Linked DNA regions of Homo sapiens: region 1 is linked to region 2. The links are chromatin loops, found by intact Hi-C in ENCODE. Cell type or tissue: OCI-LY7. All regions are shown on one strand. Links, peaks and the distances in the headings refer to the core of each region. The heading gives the core; the rest is flanking DNA. Region 1 overlaps AUTS2 (activator of transcription and developmental regulator AUTS2). Region 2 has its middle 190 kb from the start of CT66.

The links. Peaks named below come from ENCODE experiments on the same cell type or tissue, not always from the same donor. Only the 100,000 strongest peaks of a DNase experiment are listed, where the experiment ranks them.
Region 1: a loop joins it to region 2, with 4 times the contacts of the local background. A loop is called at or near these places in 2 of 110 quality-filtered maps.

What each region holds. Positions count from the first base shown.
Region 1 is chr7:69,890,056-69,898,055 of GRCh38, forward strand. The region is part of intron 1 of AUTS2 (activator of transcription and developmental regulator AUTS2); the gene reads left to right. Among named protein-coding and RNA genes, the nearest start is that of AUTS2, 300 kb to the left of the region's middle. In OCI-LY7, for the core only: CTCF peaks have their summits at 2,918, 3,124 and 4,056; DNase peaks (open chromatin) are centred at 2,936 and 4,086; H3K4me3 peaks cover 579 bases; H3K27ac peaks cover 1,652 bases.
Region 2 is chr7:69,395,332-69,411,459 of GRCh38, forward strand. It overlaps the pseudogene RNU6-229P. Among named protein-coding and RNA genes, the nearest start is that of CT66, 190 kb to the right of the region's middle. In OCI-LY7, for the core only: CTCF peaks have their summits at 8,012 (motif pointing right) and 8,215; a DNase peak (open chromatin) is centred at 8,050.

The sequences.
Region 1 (8,000 bases), core at 1-8,000, 490 kb after region 2:
TATTTCTCAGATTATCTGGAGGGACTGTAATCCAATTTTAGGAATCCTTCAGGGCTGAGAGCCTAAACTGTTTTAAGCAATAGCATCTGGTTGCCAGGGACTCAACTACTTTGAGCGTGTTAAGGTCTAACGGCAGCCAACTCTCAATTATCTGTGGGAATGGGAGACTCCTGGGATGTTTTCAATTCACAGAGTGTGCAAAAATCTCACTTAAACGGATAGTCGTGACCTCATCCCACAGCTGAGTTTAGGAGAGCTTCTCAGTGTGTGGTTTTGTTTTCTTTTTGTTTTGTTCTCTTCTCACCTTTGACAGTGGCACTGCAGCATTGACAGGTGCCTTTTATATGTTGAATTTATCTGTACCTGATCTATTTTTTTAAACCTTGTCCCTCTCATCTTTATTTAGATTCCATATGTGTATCATTATATACATTAAGTATGTTTTAATAAACTGCCTCAATTCTTTTACATTTTAGGAGCAGTAAAATTTATTTATATTTTCTTTCTTTGCTTATTGGCTAACGTGCTCATGGGAGGGGATGTAGCCAAACAGTAATCAGGCTACCAGATAGAAAGATAAGAAAACTTTACAAAAGGTTAGCCTCTGAATAATAATTGAGAACTGGCTGTTAAAAATGAAAAAAAAAAAAAAATACGAACTCTACCTTGTCACTGAAAATGAGGTGAAGGCCAGGCAGTGCTCCTCAGTCAAGACATTCGTGTTCACAACTGAGTTGTCTCCAGTGGAAATTTCATGGCTACTTTATGGCCTAAAGCCAGTGCTCCCAGACGTGGTCATCCCTTGGTTTTAGGATTCTAAAAGATGAGTTTCTTTTAATGAAAACTGAATGTAATCTAGTTGTTAGGGATAATTATATGCCAGTTGTGCATGACGGCAAGGGCCCCTGGTTTTTAAAAACCAGCTTTATGGAGGTATAATTTACATTCCAGTAAACTGCACAAACTAACAATATACAATTTGATGAGTTTTGACATGTGTATATACCCATGAAACCACTGCCACAATCAAGACAGCGAACATGTTCACCCCAAAAGTTTCCTTATGTCCCTTTATAATCCCTTCTTCCTATCTCTCCCAGGAAGCCACTAGCCTGCTTGCTGTTGCTATCAATTAGTTCATATTTCCTAGGATTTTATATAAATGGGATCATACATAATATAATCTTTTCCGTCTGATTTCTTTCACTTGGCATACTTATTTTGAGACGTATTCATGCCACCTGTATCAGGAGGTTATTTCTTTTTATTGCTGAGTAGTATTCCATTGATTGGTTACAACCACAGTTTGTTTATCCATTCATCTATTGATGTACATTTGGGTTGTTTGCAGTTTTAGAAGCATTGCACATCTGCTAGGAGCATTCATGTGTAGCTCTTCATGTAGACATGTACTTTAATTTCTCTTAGGGAAATACCTAGGAGTAGAACGGTTGGATCATATGGTCGGTGTACTTAGAACTTTTAAAGAAACTACTAAACTTTCTTCCAAAGTGGTTGTGCTGTTTCATATTCTCACCAGTAGTGTATGTATGAGCATCCTCTGCATCCTTGCCCACTCTCGGTAGGGTCATTCTTTCTTATTTCAGCCATTTTATATGTATGTAGTGGTATCTCATTGTGGTTTTAAGTTGTATTTCCCTAATGACTACTGATGTTAACTATTGTTTTATGTATTCATTCACTTTCCAGACAGATATCTTTTTTTTTTTTTTTTTTTTTTTTTTTTTTTTTTTTTGAGATGGAGTATCTCTCTGTCATCCAGGCTGGAGTGCAGTGACACAATCTCGGCTCACTGCAACCTTTGCCCTCTGGGTTCAAGCGATTCTCCTGCCTCAGCCTCCGAGTAGCTGGGATTACAGGTGCATGCCACCATGCCCAGCTAATTTTTTTGTATTTTTAGTAGAGACAGGGTTTCACCCGTTAGTCAGGATGGTCTCGATCTCCTGCCTTGTGATCCATCTGCCCTGGCCTCCCAAAGTGCTGGGATTACAGGCATGAGCTGCCACACCTGGCCCCAGATATCTTCTTTAGCAAAGTATCTGAATCTTTTGCTTATTTAAAAAATTGGGTTGTTTCCTTTTTTAGTTTTGAGAATTTTTTTTTTTTTTTTTTTTAAGATGGAATCTTGCTCTGTCGCCCAGGCTGGAGTGCAGTGGTGCAATCTCGGCTCACTGCAACCTCCACCTCCTGGGTTAAAGCGATTCTCCTGCTCAGCCTCCTGAGTAGCTGGGACTATAGGCGCGTACCACCACACCTAGCTAATTTTTGTATTGACCAGGCTGGTCTCGAACTCCCGACCTCAGGCAATTTGCCTGCCTTGGCCTCCTAAAGTGCTGGGATTACAGGTGTGAGCCATCACACCTGGCCCAAGAATTTATTAAATTAATATATTCTGTATACAAAACTTATCAGATACACATTTTAAAAAATATTTTTCCATTCTGTGGCTTATCTATTTATGTATCTTTTACTCTCCTGGTAACTCACAGAACAGTCACTTTATTTTCTTGACAGTATCTTTTGAAGAGCAAAATTTTAATTCTTGAAGTGTAATTTATCAATTTATTCTTTTATGGATTATGCCTTTGGTGTCATAGTAAGAAATCTTAGCTTAACCCAAGATTACAAGAGTTTTCTCTTAGAAATTTTATGGTTTTAGGTTTTACATTCAGGTTTATAATATAGTTTGTGTTAGTTTTTTCTATTTAGATTGAAGTGTGGATTAAAATTTTGCATATGATTACCTATTCTATCACCATTTGTTTAAAAAACTTATTTCTCTGTAGAATAGCTTTTGCCTGAAAATCAGTTGTTGATATATGTGTGGGTCTCTTTCTGGACTATTCTGTTCCTTTGATCTGTTTTTCTATCTTTATGCCAATATAGTGATGCAATTTTAATGTGGTGTGAAAGATGGCACTACAGAGCACCTGACTTGCTCCTCCTCTAACCTACTTTACTATAATAGTTCACTGATTAGCCTGTTTCCCTGGATAAGCAGCCTGAGTTTAGGAATTCTTTCTTAGATATTTCCAACAGATGGCAATGTGTATGCACATAGTAGGTGTTTTGATATTTGTTTTTAAAAGATGTGAATCTTAGGGATTAATGTTTGAATGCCATCCTGGATGCCTTGTACATTCCTACAGATAGTAGTCTTCTCTACTTTCTAAAAAGTTTAGGCTCTGAAAATCTGTTCATAAAGTCCATTTGCTCAAAAGTCCAAAGTTGGGGACTGTTGTGAACATATCTATCTAGTTACTAGTTTTCTAATTTTTCATTTCTTATCACTGGAGACTCATTATTGGTAGAATCAGTGTTTGTAAAACCATTCAAAAACAAGTACAAATGGTATACAATAAACCAGCAAGGGACTTGACAGACCAAAATGACAGGACACAGCCATTATGTCATTGTGTCATTGGGGACAGGCAAAGCACTTTTTTCTTTTTCTCCTGGCTTGTTATTTTCTTTAAGGTCTCTAAGATCAGATAACTAACAGAAGAGGCTCAGTTTAAATTGCAAGCCCCTCACATACATATACATGCATTTGGGTGCATGCAGACACATATACCACAAATACTTTGTAAGTGATGGACTGCCCTCAGGTTAGTTTGCTTGGAAAAATCAGGCGGAGACTTTCTATAACCCACTTCATGCAAGGCAGACAAATTGTGCCCTCATTTTCTATTGTCTCTGGCTTCATCTGTAATCAGCAAATGGAGCCCTGCAGCTTACATAGTGTTTCATCTGCTATTTGTTACTCTCCCTTAGTTTGCACAACACTGAACCATCTCATTTTGAAATTCAAGAGTGGCGAGGAGGCCTTTGGTGGAAGATTGTAATTTGGGAGAAGGGAAAGTCAAGAGCAAGATCGCCTATTTTGAAGAAGGCGGGGTGTTGAAGGAAATTGCCTTTGTCAGTCTCTGAGCCTCTCCATATATGTGCTACTGTGACCCTGCCCTCCATCACCAGTGACCTAAAAATCACATAATTTCAACTATTCTCCAAACCTATTCACATCTGTTGTGCATGGCTTGTACACTTACCCCCTCTATTGACAGCCAATATGTCTAAATCTTTTTGCCTCTCAGCCAGCCTCTTGTTGGTGGCTCCCTGGCTTTCTTGCCTTCTTTCCTGCTTCTTCTATGACTGTCAAATGAATGCCTTAAAGCGTTTTTTTTTTTTTTTTTTTTTTTTTTAACAGATTTCTTTCTTATCCTTCTGCCCTCCTGCCTTTCTCTCCTAGTGCTTGTGTAAGGGAGGCAGTTTTTTTTATCTTTACCCTGTTAGGGTCTCTAGCTGAGGCTGAGTATTAAATTGATGTAAAATAGATTAACAGAAGAAAAGCATATGGATTTTGACACATATATAGGAGCCCCCACAGGAAAGTGAAGACCCAAAAAGTGGCAAATCTTGAATCCTTATTTAGTAGGTTGAACAGAGTGGCCGTTGTGGAAAAGTAACTAAAATAAATGATGTGGCTAAAGGAAGATAAGAGTTAGTAAGATCTGTTGGTACAAATTTTTCTGGACTCCCCATGTCTAGAAACGAGAAAATTTCTTCTTTCCTACTATAGGGAGATCATCTTTCACATGAGAGTTTTTTCCCATCTCAGGTGTTTCTGGTGATAATGTTTCTTTTCTCCTATCTCTTTTGTTTCTATTTTTCAAGTGCCTTTAGCTTTAAAATAATCCTTAGGCCTAAATAGCATGTTTTGGGGTGGCGTGTTCTGCCACTCTTCATTTGCTCATGCTTTCCTTGCAGAATATGGACTACAATCATCTTATTTTCAAAAAATTCTTCAGGTAATTCTGATGGACAGTTTCTCTTGTGAACCACTATCCTAGATCATGGTAGACGAATGAATCAACAGGCCTTTGAAAATTGCCATTCATTGATCCCAAAAAGTTTTTTTATATACCAGATAATTTCCCTCCCCATATTATAGCAATACTAGAGACTGCCCAGGTTTCCTTAAGGAAGTTCTTAAATTAGTGCTACTGGTTGGTTGGTGGTGGAGGAAAGCATTGGTGGGTGTATATTTACAAACAATTACACAGGCATGTAGTCATGTACACAACTCTTGTGACTGTTGATAAGATGATTAGTTTATGATCAGTCTTTGTCTTTGATTCTTAATGCTTATAATGGATAGTTTTTGTCATTTTTCTCCAAGACAGTCTGAAAAAATTAAATAGTTATTTTACTTTATAAATGGTAAGCAGTCAGTACCTGTTTATAGAGGGAATGAACAAAGAGTGGTCTGGTTTATTCAGGATTTGTACCAAAAAATCTATATAGTAATTTATAAATAAAGGTAGATCTTTGAAAAAAATAAAGATAATCTCTAGTCTCTGAAAATATAAACCTGTTACATAATAAAAAGTTGTTATAGACTCTTCATTTCTTCTTACCTCTTAAGCCACCACCTCTAGACACACTTTGATCCTCTCTCTCTCTTCTTCCCCCCCCCCGAGTGGAAAATCTCAATATTAATTGGAGCTAAGATGATTGTACTACTGCTGCTAAGACTTCAGCAGGTCTCTTACAAGCTAATGTCACGGCATGGGGTCCATTTGCTCTGTGTAGCTATTCTGCAGTGCAGTGAGAATTCCTTGATTAATATGCTACATGAAAATAAAATGGATTTGGAAAAAATTATAGCATACTCTCATAAATATTAATTCACATTTGTATGGAATTACACATAATTTTCAATATACTTTGGAAGCACCTTCAGTATGAAAGATTTGGTCTCCAAAGAGAATGGCATAATTTTTTTAAAAGCACAGTGGATACATTATTAAGCATCATTTGTTTATTAATCTGATCCTCTACATGCATATGATGCAGGGCAGTAGGTGGGTTGTGTGACAAAGAAAGGAGCTTTATACCCTGTGGGGAGTTTTTATATTACACTTAGAAGTGGTACAATTTAATCACATTATATAGAAGCAGCCCATGATGGAACTCACCTGGCTCCCTCTGCTAGTGTTGCCATTATTCCTGAGTGTCTCTTTATGGCAGCTATTTTGGTTAAATGTGAGACTAAACACAGAACATTTTTGAGCTGAGCAGATGCCTGGCATAGCTGACTGAGGTTGTGGACACTGGACAAAGGAATTCAATTCAGCAGCCATTCATTGAACATTTACTATGTGTTAGGCATAGCATGCAAGGCTGTGAAATCAATGGCCATGTGCGCTTGCTTTGATCTCGACTTGTCCCCTGAAACACTTTTCACCACATCCTCATTGCCTCAGGAGAGCTACCTCTCCGATGGCAGAGGGTTAATCGTCTGCAGTGGTAGCAGCTGGAAGTTAGGCCAGAAGCTGCTTATTTGCCTTGTGGACTGTTATCTTTGATATCTTCTTACTCTTAAGGATAAGGCCTTTCCCCTTTTCTGGGGTTTCTTGCTGTTTGCTGTGATCCTTCGTGTATACCAGCAGTGCACACTAGATTCCTTGGTTTCCTGCTTCTATCACCCTTTCTGGCTTGCTACACTGTATGTTAGAGACAGCTTAGACTATTTTAAAGTCAGTATTGTGCTTTATAGGTTTGGATGTTTTAACTAGTTGACTCCTTTATTTATGTATTTATTGACTAATACATTGGCCACCTACTATTTGCCTGGTTTATGTGAAGTACTTATGTGAAGCACTGGGATTACTGAGATGAACTACTTAGTCCCTCCCCTCTTTCACATTCTTTCAAGAGATTATGCACCCAGCTGCCTCAAGGCCTTTGCACAAGCTGTTCTCTCTGTTCAGCCTTTCAGATCTAGGTCAAATAGCAGTCATTTTCTCAGCTCTAACCCTCTCCTCTGGACTATATCATTTCCCTTAGTTTTAGCACCCATAACCTATCCTTTAGCGTTGTTAACTCAGTTTGCAATGATATATTTGTGTGATTTGATTAGTATTTGTCCTGTAAATTCTAGGCTCTATGAGGGTGGTGACTTTTCCCCACACCATTATCATCCTAAACATAGGTCAGTGCTACATTGGTACTTGGCATGTACTGGGCACACAAAACATAATTGTTGAATGAGTGAAGACCTGAGAATAGAGTACTTTGTATTACAAGAAAGGTCTCCCTGAGTGGGCAACACTGCTAAGAGTCACTGAACTAGAAAAGGGAGGAGTGTGTAAGAGAGGCCTTTTGAGGCCAAGGCAAATCAGTGTAAAGGCCTGCGTTAGTTTGTCCAGGCTGCATTAGCAAAATGTCATAAACTGAGTAGCTTATAAACAAGAAACATTTATTTCTCACAGTTCTGGAGGCTGGGAAGTCCAAGGTGGAGGCACCAGCAGATTCTGTGTCTGGTGAGAGCTTGTTTCTCATGGATGGTACCTGTTCTCACATGGTAGAGGGGCAAATAGACTCCCTTAGGCCCTTTATAAGGGCACTAATCCCCTTCATGAGGGTTCCACCCTCATGATCCAGTCAACTCCCAAAGTCCCCCATCTCCTGGCCAACATGGTGAAACCCCGTCTCTACTAAAAATACAAAAAAAAAAAAAAACAAAAAAAATGGCTGGGTATGGTGGCAGGCATCTGTAACCCCAGCTACTCGGGAGGCTGAGGCAGGGAATCGCTTGAACTGGGGAGGCGGAGGTTACAGTGAGCCAAGGTCGTGCTGTTGCACTCCAACCTGGGCAACAAGAGCGAACTCTGTCTCAGAAAAAAAATATATTCTGGGGAGACACAAACATTCAGATCATAACAAGGCTCAAGGTCTCAGACTAATAGGAATGGCTGATTTGGGGAGAGATGTCAGGGAGTACCATGCATGTAAAGTTGGGAGTGCTGGGATATTGCAGCAGAACAGTGAGAAAATTGGATGTGAAAGGGAGGAAAGAGAGCGGTATTTTAAGGAGAAATGAGTAAAAGGAAATTTCTATTTTGGTTTTGTTTTATTTTTAAATGTACATTTAGATAGTAAAAAATTTAATTGTTCATTTAAAAATAACTAAAATA
Region 2 (16,128 bases), core at 3,514-11,513:
CTCCTGGAGTGAGGAGAGAGATTGCTGGCCCTCAAAGCAAGTAAAGCTCTTCCTGAAAATTAGCCCAGGGCTTCTGCAGCTATAGGAAAACAAATGCTAAGCAGAAATCGTGAGCCTGTTGACAGCCACCCTGACCTGAACCCACTCCATGGCTTTGGAGGCCACATAAGCTGGAGAAACAGCCACGCACAGTGCCACGGAGAACTTCTGCAATGGAGAATGGTACAGTTTGCCCATTCTACAGCCCCTCTGCGCACGCTTTTAACATGGTTCATGCTGCAGAGAGGCAATGTGGAATCAGGATCGACAGCCTCAAATCTGCGGCCAAAGTGTCAGAATCCAAACCACAGCTCTGCCACTCACCCTCTGCATGGCTGTGAGTTACACTAACCTTTCTCTGCCTCAATTTCTTCATCTGGAAAGTGGTTATTATAGTTGTCCCCAATGCTTATGGTTTCTATTAGGATTAAGAATTGTTTTTTTCTTTTTTGAGACAGGGTCTCACTCTGTTGCCCCAGCTGGAATGCAGTGGCATGATCTTGGCTCACTGCAACCTCCACCTCCTGGGTGCAACAATTCTTGTGCCTCAGCCTTCTGAGTAGCTGGGAATACAGGCATGCACTGCCATGCCTGGCTAACTTTTTTGTATTTTTAGTAGAGTAGTAGAGACAGGATTTCATCATGTTGGCCAGGCTAGTCTCAAACTCCTGGCCTCAAGTGATCTGCCCGCTTCAGCCTTCCAAAGTGCTGGGATGACAGACGTGAGCCACCGTGCCCTGCCAGGATTAAGAATTTTGAAATTTTTACAGTGTTCAGGACAGTACCTGGCTGTCAGCATTATGTAGTGTTTGTTGAATTTTTATTTATTGTATTTATTCACAGGTGCATTTGTGTGTGTTTGTGTGTGTGTGTGCATGTGTGTATGTACGAACTCTGAGCATTTCCCAGGAAAATGCATTTCCTAGAAATTTCTAGGAACTCAGAAAATAAAGATGAATGAGATACAGCCTTTTCTTTTGAAGAACTCAAAGTCTATTTTAATACACAGACTAGTTTGTTTTGTTTTTAGAGATGGGGGTCTCATTCTGTCACCCAGGCTGGAGTGCAGTGGCACAATCATAGCTCACTGAAGCCTGGAATTCCTGGGCTCAAGAGATCCTCCCACCATAGCCTCCCAAGTAGTTGGGACTACAAATACGTGACATCGTGTCCAGCTAATTTTTATTGTTTATTTTTGTAGAGACAGGGACTCGCCATGTTGTTCAGGCTGGTCTTGAACTCCTGGTCTCAAGCCATAATCCCACCTCAGCCTCCCAACAGCGTTGGGATTACAGCCGTGAGCCACCTCGCCCTGCCAACTGGTTTTTAACAGCTCTAGTAGAGACATTGGTAAAGTGCTGGGAGAAAATCCAGGAGGGGGCAAGTAACTCCATCCAGGGGTAACAGGAATGGCTACACAGAGCTCCCATCTGCAATTGAGCAGAATTCAAGGTGTAAGAGGAGTTTCCTTATAATAGTGACTCCTCAACCTTCCCTTGAATTTAAATCTTCTAGGGGGCTTTTTTAAAACCCAGATTCCCAAGCCCCAGGCCAAAAGTTCTGATTCAGTAGGTCTGGGTAGGACCCGAGAATTTGCCTTTCTAACAGGTTCCCACGTGATGATGTTGCTGATGCTGGTCCAGGGATCCCATTGTGAGAACTGCTGCCTTACACAGGACCCAGAGAAAGCAGCAAGTGCCTAGGTTCAGGAAAACAAAAGAAACTGGCCTTCTCAGGGGAGCAAACGTAGTCTGGCAGGATTGGACCAGACAGCAGTGTAGAAAATGACAAAAGATGAAGTGGGAAGAGTGCAGAGGCTGAGGCAAATCCTGAACACTTGGGGGACCTTTGGAATTTGTGGCCTTAAATAACTTGATCCAACTTGTATTTCCAAAATGATTGCTGTGGTGTCAGTGGAGAATGGAATGAGACGGGGAGACTGGAGGAAAGGAGACTGGCTTGGAGGTTGCTGTTAGAGGCCAGAGGAGAAATAATGAGGTCAGAGCTGGTGCAGGTGCAGTAGAAATAAGAAGAAACAGGCCAGGCACAGTGGCTCATGCCTGTAATCCCAGCACTTTGGGAGGCAACAGTGGTAGGATTGCTTGAGGCCAGGATATCGAGACCAGCCTGGGCAACACAGCAAGACTATAATAAAAAATTAATTAATGGCCAGCACAGTGGCTCATGCCTGTAATCCCAGCACTTTGGGAGGCTGAGGTGGGTGGATCGCTTGAGGCCAGGAGTTCAAGACCAGCCTGATCAACATGGTGAAACCCCATCTCTACTAAAAATACAAAAATTAGCCAGGCGTGATGGTGCACACTTGTAATCCCCACAACTCAGGAGGCTGAGGCAGGAGAATCACTTAAACCCAGGAGGCAGAGATTGCAGTGAGCTAAGATCATGCCACTGCACTCCAGCCTGGACGACAGAGTGAGACTCCATCTCAAAAATATATATATAGGCCAGGCGCAGTGGCTTACGCCTGTAATCCCAGCACTTTGGGAGGCCGAGGCAGGCAGATCACGACGTCAGGAGATAGAGAACATCCTGGCTAACACGGTGAAACCCCATCTCACTAAAAATACAAAAAATTAGCCAGGCATGGTAGCGGGTGCCTGTAGTCCCAGCTACTCGGGAGGCTGAGGCAGGAGAATGGCGTGAACCCGGGAGGTGGAGCTTGCAGTGAGCCAAGATCACACCACTGCACTCCAGCCTGGGTGACAGAGCAAGAATCTGTCTCAAAAAAAAAAAAAAAAAATATATATATATATATATATAAGCTAGGCATGGTGGTATGTGCCTGTAGTCCCAGCTACTGGGGAGGCTGAGGTAGGAGGATTGCTTGAGCCCAGGAATTCTAGACTGTGGTGAGCTATGATTGCACCACTGCACAGCCTGGGCAACAGAGTAAGACCCTGTCTTTAAAGAAATAAAAGAAGAAATACATGGACATCTTAGGGCATAGAATTAGGTAGTTCTGTGGACGCCCATACAGAATGTAAGAAAGAAGGAAGGGTTAAGGCTTGATCCATCCTTAGCCAGCTCTGATGTCTGAATGGAGGCGTTTCTATCAACTGAGAAAAGAATGAAGGAAACAAAACAGATTGGGGAGAAGAGAAGATCAAAAATTCAATTTGCAGCAATTTTGAGGCATCACTGACATCCAGCAAGCCATTAGAAATACAGGGCCAGAGCCAAGGAAAGAAGCCAAGACTAGAGATAAAGACCTGGGCATCCCTGAGCACAGGGTCAGGTTAAAATCAAGGCTTTTAACCTTGATGGCCAAAGGAAACAGAGCTGACTGGAGGAAGAACCAGCACAAAAACCTGACTTACCCCTTTTAAATGGCTTAGCTTAGCAGTCTCAAAGAAGAAGAGAAAAGGGAGAATAAGGAAGGAGTCCAGAAGCTAGGACCCAGCAGGACTTAGCGAAGATGTTTACAGCATCCTGGTGCTAGCTCTGTCGTCTGTGAATTCTATGGTTTGGATGTGTCTCCTCCAAAATTCATGTGTTGGAAACTTCATCCCCAATGCAACAGTGTTGGGAGGTGGGGCCCTTTGGGAGGCATTTAGGTCATGAGGGATCTGCCCTTGTAAATGGATTAATGCCACTGTAAAAAGGGCTTGCCGGAGTGGGTCTACTCTCAATTTCCCTTCTGCTTTCTGCCATGTGTGAACACAACAAGAAAGCCCACACCAGATGCCAGCACATTGATCTTGGACTTCCCAGCCTCCAGAGCTGTGAGAAATAAATTTCTGCTCTTTGTAAATTACCCAATCTGTTGTAATCTGTTACCGCAGCACAAGCAGACTAAGACAGTGGAGCATCACAAGCCCTTCTGACCTAACCTGCATTTAAATGCAAAGTGCCTGCTAGTCATTATCTATTCTCAGGCCCATGGGCTGCCTGCTTTTCCTGGTTCTGCTCCTGTCACAGGGGCCTGGCCCGTGGAAATTACGTTTCTCAGGCTCCTTGATCAACTGGCTTCTGGTGAATTTCCACCAAAGAGTGGCACTGGCAGGAGACTGCAGGGAGAGGAGTAGTAAAAGTTATTCCTCCCCACCCCTTTTCTTCCCCAACCCTTTCCCCATCTATCCCTTCTGGAGTGTCTCATGAGAGCTGTGCTGGGTCTCAGCACATATCCCAGCTCCTGGAATCTGGTGACATTCCCTCTGTCTTCTGTCCCTCCAGCTGTGTGTGGGTGGGGAGTCACAGCTTGCTGCTGTTGCTCATCTCTGCAATGACTCACTAGCTCATTTGACTTTCAACTCTTCCAGCATCTGACAACTAGTTCCCTGTATTTTAATTTCTTCTATTGAATTAGCTGGTGTGGGCCCTATTGTTGTCCTCACTGGTGCCTGACTGATAAACATACAATGATAATCCATCAGCTTCTCCCCCCACCAGTGTGTCAGGCATCAGAATCTTATTCAGGCTGGGATTATCCAAACTGATATTAACAAAGCCTGTCATTTAAAAGTTAAGCAGAAAAGCAATTTTTAAAGAGGTGGTAAATAAAGATAAAACCTGAAATAAATACTTTGTACAACATAAAGCAGTAAAATGATAAATGAGTTCAAAAGCTGGTTTTTTTTGATAAGGTGACTAAAATAAACCTCTGACAAATTTAATTAAGGGAATATTTTTAATTAGAAATGAGAAAGGAGATAGGACAATTTATAGAAAATAGATTTTCCCCAAAATCCAAAGAGAATGTTATGCATTCTTCTAGACTAATAAACTGAAATCCTCAATGAAATAATTTCTAGAAAGATATAGATTACTAAAAATAATCTAAGTATAAATCCAAACAGAATAACAACTAAGAAAAAAATTGAGAAAATCATCCAATAACAATCCCAAAACTGCAGTTGGTCCCATTATTTCCACCAGGGCAATTTTTATATGTTTAAGAAACAGATAATTTTAATGTTGTATAAAGCATACAGAGTGGGCCTGGTGTGGTGGCTCATACCTATAATCCTAGCACTTTGGGAGGCCCAGGTAGGCGGATTGCTTGAGCTCAGGCATTTGAGACCAGCCTGGGCAACATGGCAAAACCCCATCTCTACTAAAAATACAAAAATTAACCGGACATAGGGTATGTGTGCCTGTAGTCTCAGATACTTGGGAGGCTGAGATAGGAGGATCACTTGAGCCTGAAAGGTTGAGGCTGCAGTGAGCTGTGTTTGCACCACTGCACTCCAGCCTGGGTAACAGAGTGAGACCCTGTCTAAAAAAAAAAAAAAATAATAATGTGTGCAAAAAGAGATGAGTTCCTTTATGTCTATTTGGCAAGCATGAACTTCTTCTCAGACCCTGATAAAGATAAAACACACAAAAAGAAAATTATAGGCACAGATAACATGAATATGGATAGGAAAAGCTTAAAGAGAATTCTCACCTCTAAAAAGAAACTTGTTTTACTGTACTGCTTCAAATCTTCAGAGGGATGATAAGTTTTTTTGTGGGGAGGAGGGTGTTGTAACAGCTTCACTCAGATATAATTCTTTTTTTCTTTCTTTTTTTAGACGGAATTTCGCTCTTGTTGCCCAGGCTGGAGTGCAACAGCACGATCTTGGCTCACTGCAACCTCCTCCTCCCAGGTTCAAGCGATTCTCTCGCCTCAGCCTCCCGAGTAGCTGGGATTACAGGCGCCCACCACCACGCCCAGCTCATTTTTGTATTTTTAGTAGAGACGGAGTTTCACGATGTTGGCCAGGCTGGTCTCAAACTGCTGACCTCAGGTGATCCACCAGCCTCGGCATCCTAAAGTGCTGGGATTACAAGCGTGAGCCACCAAGCCTGGTCTATATTCTTATACTACAAAAAATATGGACTTTATAAATCTATGTCATCCTGATGCAAGGGCCATGCAAATTTCCACTGTACTGTTGCAACTTCAGTATATGTGCTGCTAACGCAAGCACAAAGGGTGGTAACTTTACAAGTTAAGTTGAAAGAAATCACAGAGGATGGATGGTTTGTATGTTATCAAAGTAAACAACCACTTGACAAAACTTCCAAAGCTAAAATCAAAGGGAAGCTATCTGGAGCAAATGTTCACGGCAAATATAACAAAAAGTTCTGTGTTATGTGAACAGCTTACGCATGTTGGTCTGGGCACAGTGGCTCATGCTTGTAATCTCAGCATTTTGGGAGGCTGAGGCAGGTGGATCACTTGAGATCAGGAGTTGGAGACCAGCCTGGCCAACGTAGTGAAACCCCGTCTCTACTTAAAATACAAAAAAATTAGCCCGGTGTTGTGGAGGGCACCTGTAATCCCAGCTACTTGGGAGGCTGAGGCAGGATAATCGCTTGAACCCGGGAGGCAGAGATTGCAGTGAGCCAAGCCAAGATCACGCCATTGCACTCTAGCCCAGGCAACAAGAGTGAAACTCCATCTCAAAAAAAAAGAACTTAACGCATGTTGGAACAAAAAAAATAAGGACTTACACATGTCGATACCAAAAAAAAAAAAAAAAATTAAGTCTCCAATATGTAAACTGGCAAAGAACTTGAGAAGACAATTCATGAAAAAAGAGATACTATTAGCAAACAAGTGTGTGAAAAAATGTTCAATTTTGCTGTGATCAAAGAAATAGAACAGTGTGGGAGCATCTTACACTCACTACATTAAGATAGTTGGGTTGTTTTTTGAGACAGAGTCTCTCGCTCTGTCACCCAGGCTGGAGTGCAGTGGTGCAATCTCAGCTCACTTCAGCCTCCGCCTCCCAGGGTCCAGTGATTCTCATGTCTCAGCCTCCCAAGTAGCTGGGATTACCGATATGTGCCACCACGCCCGGCAAATTTTTGTATTTTTAGTAGAGACGGTGTCTTGCCATGCTGGCCAGGCTGGTCTCAAACTCCTCGCCTCAAGTGATCCACTCCCCTCAAGTGATCCTCCCGCCTCAACCTCTTGAAGTTCTGGGACTACAGGCAATGAGCCACCATGCCCAGGCCCCTACATTAGGAGAATTTTAAGAGTTACCTAGTATTACAACACTGTGGTAAAGCGAGTTGACTCATACGAGATTGGACATCAGGGATCATCTTAAAATTTCATAATATCCCTTTATCCTAAGGAATTTTTAAAGATTAAAAAAATAAAACTACATGAGATGTTTTTTGCAATGTCATTTCTAACAAGAAAAATAAATTTACATATATGTGTATATATGTATTTGTGTGTGTCGGTATACATATGTATATATGTACACGTATACATATATACATATATGTGTATATATGTGTGTGTGTGTGTGTATATATATATATATATATATATGCCTCATTTTCCTTATCTGTAAAATGGGGCTAATGACAATATCTAAAGAGTGATTATGAGGATTAAGTAAAGCTCTTCAGGCTGGACGCAGTGGCTCATGCATATAATCCCAGCATTTTGAGAGACCAAGGCAGGCAGATCACCTGAGACCAGCCTGGGCAACATGGTATAACCCTATCTCTACAAAAATATGAAGACAAGCTGGGTATGGTGGCACATGCCTGTTGTGCCATCTGGTGGGAGGGATGATTGAGCCCAGGAGATCGAGGCTGCAGTAAGCAGAGCTCACACCACCACTGCACTGCAGCCTGGGTGACACAGCAAGACCCTGTCTCAAAAAAAAAAAAAATGAATAATGATAATACAAAATTGTATCACTTCAAATGCATATACACAATGACTTACAACAATGTAAACATGATGAGAATGGACAAAGACATAGAAGGAGAAAGGAACAATGAAAATCGCCACTGCATGAACAAGGGAGGTGTATAAATCACTTTTCTTTTTGGAATTATTTTGGTTTTAGTACAAGTAGCGATCTGGTGAGAAACAAAATTAAAATATACTGAAAGCTACTCTAATGAATTGGCACCTTCTGGGGAGCCTAATATTACATCTGGGAACTCTGCATCTAAGATATTTGAAATAATAAACTCAGCATACATCCCCCCTGGGGACACCATGTGGTGTGTGGGACCAGCCAGCTGATGGCACTGCTTCACTTGCCCAGAGGACCAAAGAGGCATTTATTGGCCTCAGTAATATACCCCTGCTGGTTATTCGATCTTCCTTAAAGATGAAGTCTTTCCCTTGGCCAGGCATGGTGGTGCATGCCTGTAGTCCCAACTACTGGGGAGGCTGAGATGGAAGGATTGCTTAAGCCCAGGAGTTCTAGGTTGCACTGAACTATGATTGTGCCACTGCACTCAAGCAAGACTCTGTCTCAAAAAAAAAAAAAAAAAAAAAGAAGTATTTTTCTTAAACCCAATACTCAAAACACAAAACAAATCTCTGCATAGTTGGGAAATGGACTCAAGTTTCATCTGGATGAACAGTAACCTTCCAGAAATAGTATGGAGAATCCTTAAAGAACTAAATGTAGAACTACCATTTGATCCAGCAATCCCACTACTGGGCATCTACCCAGAGGAAAAAAAGTCATTATACAAAAAAGATACTTGCACATGCATGTTTATAGCAGCACAATTTGCAATTGCAAAAACGTGGAACCAACCCAAATGCCCATCAATCAATGAGTGGATAAAGACACTGTAGTACATATATACGATGGAATACTACTCAGCCATAAAAAGGCATGAATTAATGGCATTTGCAGCAATTTGGATGGAATTGGAGACTATTATACTAAGTGAAGTAACTCAGGAATGGAAAACCAAACATCGTATGTTCTCACTCATAAGCGGGAGCTAAGCTATGAGGATGCAAAGGCATAAGAATGACACAATGGACTTTGGGAACTCAGGGGGAAAGGATGGGAAAGGGGTGAGGGACAAAAGACTACAAATTGGGTTCAGTGTATACTGCTCAGGTGATGTGTGCACCAAAATCTCCCAAATCACTACTAAAGGACTTATGTAACCAAATACCAGCTGTTCCCCAATAACCTATGGAAATAGAAAATTTAAAAAAATAAATATTAAAAAAAAAAGAAAAAAAAAAGCCGGTAACCTTCCACGTAGCTTCTTTGACCTGCAGGACCGAGGACTAGGTGGTTATGCCTCCCTTTTGTGATTTGGTCAATAGGCAGGAAGAGTTGGACAGCAGACAGCATTATCCTCAGATTCATTTAAATCTACAAATGGAGAAAAATGCAAATCACCAGAGGGACAGGCTTCAGGATAATGAGAGACGGACCTAGAGGCAGCCTTAGGCTTTTTCTTCCCAAAAGTCAGCAAGGCTTGAAAATCTCTACCCAGTCCAAAGCCATGCGTGGAAAGTGACTTCACTCACGGCTCCTGCATTGTCACGGGCTTGTGAAGGACAAATCGGCATATGAGTTGATGAGAGACAGAAACATAGCTGATCCAAGTTGAGCTCGAGTCCTGAACAACTGCCTACATGACTCAGAATGTGTGCAGTTAGTAAGTATATGGCTCCAATAAAGGAAGTGACAAGTTCAGCGGAGGATATAAATCCAGAAGAGGAATACCAGAAGATAACATAGAACCTAGCATGACCAGAGGCTGAATCACAGTGAGCCTAGACTCATATGTCCAAACACCTATTCCACTTGGGATGTCAACAGGCATCTCAAACCTAATAGGTCAAACATGGGGCTCCACGTCTTTGCCCTCACCTGTTCTGCCACTGCCTTGCAGTCTCATGTAAGGGTAAAACCACCCTTCCGGCCCTTCTGCTGGAGTCTCTTTGCTTTCTCTCCTTGTTTTACATCTCACATCCAATCCATCAGAAAATCCCATTGGTCCTAGATTCAGCATAGCCCCAAATCCCTCGTCTTCTCATCACCTCCACTACAACCACCCTGGTCCAAGCCATCATCATCCCTTGCCTGATTTCTTTCTTTTTTTTTTTTTTTAAGACACGGTCTCACTCTGTCGTCCAGGCTGGAGTGCAGTGGTGCGATCTCGGCTCACTGCAACCTCCGCCCCCTGGGTTCAAGTGATTCTCCTGCCTCAGCCTCCTGAGTAGCTGGGATTACAGGCATGCACCACCACACCAGGCTAATTTTTGTATTTTTAGTAGAGATGGGGTTTCACCATGTTGGCCAGGTTGGTCTCCAACTCCTGACCTCAGGTGATCCGCCCGCCTCGGCCTCCCAAAGTGCTGGGATTGCCGGCGTGAGCCACCGCGCCCAGGCTTGCCTGATTTCTTGTTATCGCCTCTTAACTGGTCTCCCCACAGCCACCTCCAACTCTCTTCTCAATAGTGGCCAGAGAGATCCTCTTAAAACCTTAAGTGGGACCACACCATAAAAGAACAAACCTATAAAAAGAACTGACAGGCCAGACGTGGTGGCTCACACCTGTAATCCCAGCACTTTGGGAGGCTGAGGTGGGTGGATTACTTGAGGTCAGGTGTTCAAGACCAGCCTTGTCAACATGGTGAAACCCTGTCTCTACTAAAAATAAAACTTAACCTGGGCATGGTGGCATGTGCCTGTAGTCCCAGCTACTTGGGAGGCTGGGGCATGAGAATCACTTGAACCTGGGAGGCAGAGGTTGCAATGAGCCGAGATGGTGCCACTGCACTCCAGCCTGGGTGACAAAGTGAGACGCGGTCTCAAAAAAAAAAAAAAAAGCTGACAAATTAGACTTTGTCAAAATTAAAATCTGCTCTTCAAATGATGCTGTTAAAAACTATAAAAAGACAAGTCACAGACTAGAGGAGAATATTTGCAAAACCGGTATCTGACAAAGGACTTGGATCCAGAGTAAACTGTAAAACACTCAAAATTCAATAATTAGAAGATAAGCAATCCAAATTTTAAAAACTGGCAAACACTTTAAACAGACACTTTACTGAAGAAGAGATATGCACATGAAAAGATGCTCAACGTGAATAATCCCAGCACTTTGAAAGCCCAAGACAAGAAGATCACTTGAGGCCAGGAGTTCAAGCCCAGCCTGGGCAACATAGTAAGACCTCATCTGTACAGAAAATAAAATAATAAGCTGGCATGATAGTGTGTGCCTGTAGTCTCAGCTACTCAGGAGGCTGAGGCGGGAGGATCCCCTGGGCCAGGAGTTTGAGGTTACTGTGAGCTATGCTCATACCACTGCACTCCAGCCTGGGTGACAGAGTGAGACCCTGTTTCTAAAACACACACACACGCACACACACACAATAAGGTACCACCACCCAGCTATTAGAAATACTAAAATTAAAATAACTGATCATACCATATGTTGGCAAGAGTGTGAAGGAATTAGATCTCTCATACTGGTAGTGGGGATATGAAATAGTGCAATCACATTGGGAAAAAGTTTGACAATATCTTAAGAAGTTAAACCTATGCCCACCATAAGATCCAGCCATTCCCCTCCTACATATCTGTTGCAGAGAAGAGAAAGCATATGTCTTTACAAAGACTTGTACCTGAATGTTCATAGCAACTTCATTTTTTTTTTTTTTTTTTGAGATGGAGTTTCACTCTGACGCCCAGGCTGGAGTGCAGTGGCGCTATCTGGGCTCACTGCAAGCTCCGCCTCCCAGGTTCATGCCATTCTCCTGCCTCAGCCTCCCGAGTAGCTGGGACTACAGGTGCCCGCCACCAGGCCCAGCTAATTTTTTGTATTTTTAGTAGAGACAGGGTTACACCGTGTTAGGCAGGATGGTCTCGATCTCCTGACCTCGTGATCCGCCCGCCTCAGCCTCCCAAAGTGCTGGGATTACAGGCTTGAGCCACCGCGCCTGGCCTTTGGCAACTTCGTTTTTACTAACCCAAAACTACAAACAACCCAGATATCCAGATAATTAGATAAACAAATTTTGATGGGTGTATGGTGATAAAATGGAAAGGAGTGAATTATTGATACAAAATGAATGAATCTCAAAATAATTATGCTGTGGAAAAAGAAATCAGACCAAAAAAAAAAAAAAAGAGTACATGCTGTATGATTCCATTTATATAAAATTCTAGAAAAAAAATAACCTGTAATGACTAAAAAACAGATCAGTGGCTACCTGGGGACAAGTGATGAAGGAGAGGAGAAGATGAGGAAGGAGAAATTGCAAAGAGGCATGAGGACACATTTTCTGGGAATGCTGGACGAGCTTACTATCTTGATTGTGGCAATGGTTTCACAGGTGTGTATACGTGTAAAAACTTATCAAGTTACCATAGGCAATGAAAGTAAAAATAGATAAATTGGACTACATCAAAATTAAAAACATCTGTGCAACAAAGGACCCAATCAACAGAGTAAAAAGGTAACCTACTGAATTGGAGCGAATATTTGCAAATAATATACCTAATGAGGGACTGATGTCCAGAATATAAAAATGAACACCTGCATCTCAACAACAAATAATAATAATAAACGATCCCATGAAAAAAACGGACAAAAGGCCGGCCACAGTGGCTCATGCCCGTAAGCGCAGCACTTTGGGAGACCAAAAGCAGGTAGATCATTTGAACCCGGGAGTTCAAGACCAGCCTGGGCAACATGACAAAACACCATCTCTACCAAAAATACAAAAAATTAGCCAGGCATAGTGGCATGCACCTGTAATCCCAGCTACTCAGGAGGCTAAGGTGGGAAGGTCACCTGAACCCGGGAGGCGGAGGTTGCAATGAGCAGAGATAGTGCCACTGCACTCCAGCACTCCAGCCTGGGTGACAGAGTGAGATCCTGGCAAAAAAAAAAAAAAAAAAAAAAAGAAAGAAAGAAAAAATGGGCAAAGCACTTGAATAGATATTTTTAAAAAGAAGATACACAAATGGCCAATAAGCATATGAAGAGATGCTCAACTTCAGACATCATTAGGGAAATACAAATCGAAACCACAAAGAGATACCACCTCACACACTTAGGATGGTTACTATGAAAGAAAGAAAAGAGGCCGGGTGCAGTGGCTCACACCTGTAATCCCAGCACTTTGGGAAGCCAAGGTGGGCAGATCACGAGGTCAAGAGATCGAGACCATCCTGGTCAACATGGTGAAACCCTGTCTCTACTAAAAATACAAAAATTAGCTGGGCATGGTGGCAGGCACCTGTAGTCCCAGCTACTTGGGAGGCTGAGGTGGGATAATTGCTTGAACCTGGGAGACACAGGTTGCAGTGAGCCAAGACTGCACCACTGCACTCCAGCCTGGTGACAGAGCAAGACTGTGTCAAAAAGCAAAAAACAAAACAAAACAAAACAAAAAGCCGAAAGAAAGAAAAGACAAGAAAGAAAATAACAAGTGTTGGCAAAGATGTGAAGAAACTGGGACCCTTGCACCTCTTGGTGGGAATATAAAATGGTGCAGCTGCTATAGAAAACAGTATGGCCACTCCTCAAAAACTTTAAAATAGCGTCACCATATGATCCAGCAATTCTATTTCTGGGTATATACCCAAAAGAATTGACAGCAGGATCTCCAAGAGATATTTATACACCCATATTCATAGTAGCGCTATTCATAATTGCCAAAAAGCTGAAGCAACCTAAGGTCTATTGACAGATAAATGGATTTTTAAATGTGGCATATATATTATAATGGAAGGAAAATCCTGTCACGTGATACAACATAGATGAACTTTGAGGACATTATGTTTTGTGATATAAGCCAGTCATCAAAAGACAAGTATTGGGCCCAGCATGGTGGCTCACGCCTGTAATCCCAGCACTTTGGGAGGCTGAGGCGGGTGGATCACTTGAGGTGAGGAGTTGGAGACCAGCCTGGGCAACATGGTGAAACCCCATCTTTACTAAAAATACAAAAACTAGCTGGTCATAGTGGCGCGTGCCTGTAATCCCAGCTACTCAGGAGGCTGAGGAAGGAGAATTGCTTGAGCCTGGGAGGCAGAGGTTGCAGTGAGCTGAGACCACACCACTGCACTCCAGCCTGGGCAACAGAGCAAGACTTTGTCTAAAAAAAAAAAAAAAAAATCATAGAGACAGAAAGTTACATGGTGTTTGCCAGGGGCTCGGGGAGGGGACAATGGGGAATTGTTTAATGAGTGTAGAGTTTCTATTTTGCAAAATGAAGTTCTGCAGATTGGTTACTCAAGAATGTGAATGGTCTTAATGCTAATGAACTACACACTACACTATGGCAAAGATGGTAAATTTTATGTTATGTGTATTTTACCACAATTAAATTTTTTGTGTTGTTTTTGTTTTGAGACAGAGTCTCACTCTATCGCCCAGGCTGGAGTGCAGTGGTGAGATCTCGGCTCCCTGCAGCCTCCACCTCCAGGGTTCAAGTAATTCTCCTGCCTCAGCCTCCCAAGTAGCTGGGATTACAGCCATGTGCCACCAGGCCCAGCTAATTTTTATATATTTTTTTAGTAGAGATGGGGTTTCACCATGTTGCCCAGACTGGTCTTAAACTCCTGGCCTCAAGTGATCCGCCCACCTTGGCCTCCCAAAGTGCTGAGATTACAGGCATGAGCCATCACAACCAGCCTACACTTTTTTTAAATTACCACATTGCACACTTGAAATGTGTATAGCCTACAGTGGGGCAGAGCAGGGAAGGGGAGGTGAGGGAAACGTACTGGAAGTGATAGATACATTGAACAGCATTGTGATGATGGTTTCATGGCTTCAGAGGTGTAAACTTTTCTCCAAACACATCAAGTTATATCCATTAAATCTACAGCTTAAAAAAGATCTACAACTTAAAAAAGCAATAAATAAGTGTCATTTACCCTATGTCACTTTTATCTCAATAAAGCTGTTTTTAATTTTTTTTTTTTTTTTTTTTGAGAACAGAGTCTCACTCTGTTGCCAGGCTGGAGTGCAATAGCATGATCTCGGCTCACTGCAACCTCTGCCTCCCGGGTTCAAGCGATTCTCCTGCCTCAGCCTCCCGAGTAGCTGGGACTATAGGTGCCCGCCACCACGCCTGGCTAATTTTTGTATTTTTAGTAGAGACAGGGTTTCACCATGTTGGCCAGGATGGTCTCGACCTCTTGACCTCATGATCCACCCGCCTCGGCCTCCCAACATGGTGTGTTTTTAATTTTTTTAATTCAGTTTTTACAAATTCAATGGGATCCTATCCCTCTGCTGCTCTAAACCTTCCATGGGCTTCCCATTTCACTCAGAGTAAAAGCCACAGTCCTTGGAATGACCCACAAGGTTGTAGATGATCTGGTCCTGAAGTCACAGTTTCCTCATTCCCATTCTTCTCACCCTCACCCGTACCAGGCCAGCTACACCGGCCTCCTTGCTGTTTTCTCAAACACACCAGGCACCCTCCCTGGGCAGTTACCCGGGCTGCTAGCTTTTACACAGAAGGCTTTTCCCCCAGGCAACTTCATGGCTCACTTCTTCACCTCTTTCAAGACTTGATTCAAACGTCACCCTCTCATCAGGGTCTTCCCTGCGTGGTATTTAAAACTCAAACAGTCTCCGACTCTGTAAGTTTCCATCTTTCTTCCCTGCTTTATTTTCTACACAGCACTTATCACTAATAAACCACATTTTATTTTTTATCTATGTCTCTCCTGACTGGAGCTCAAAAAGACAAAGATTGTTTTTGGGTTTTTTGGTTTTGTGTTTTGTTTTTTGTTTTGAGACAGAGTCTCACTCTGTCGCCCAGGCTGAGTTCGGTGGCGCAACCTCGGCTCACTGCAACCTCCACCTCCCGGGTCCAAGCGATTCTCCTGCCTCAGCCTCCCAAGTAGCTGGGATCACAGGGGTCCACTACCATGCCTGACTACTTTTTGTATTTTTAGTGGAGATGGGGTTTCACCATGTTGGCTAGGCTGGTCTCGAATTCCTGACCTCAGGTAATCCACCCTCCTGGTGCTCCCAAAGTGCTGAGATTACAGGCATGAGCCACAGAGCCCAGCCCACTTCTGGTTTTTAAATGGAAATTGATGACCTCAAATGCAGAAGTACAGACAAACCCTCTCTCGGGTCTCCATCTATGTGGAGGCAAAAAAGACCAAAGTCAGAAGTGCTCGGGGCTGCGTGGCCTCCCTCCTCCACCAGGTCCAGCATTTCCCACACTTTGTGGGTCTGATGCTTGATTTTAGCAGCCAGGGTGTATAAGAAAGGAGCGCAGCTGGAGCCATCCTCCCCTCACCACTCGCAGTGGTCCGATGTCTCAGAGCATCCAGAAAAGAATGCAAACACCAATTAATCGGGAGGCTG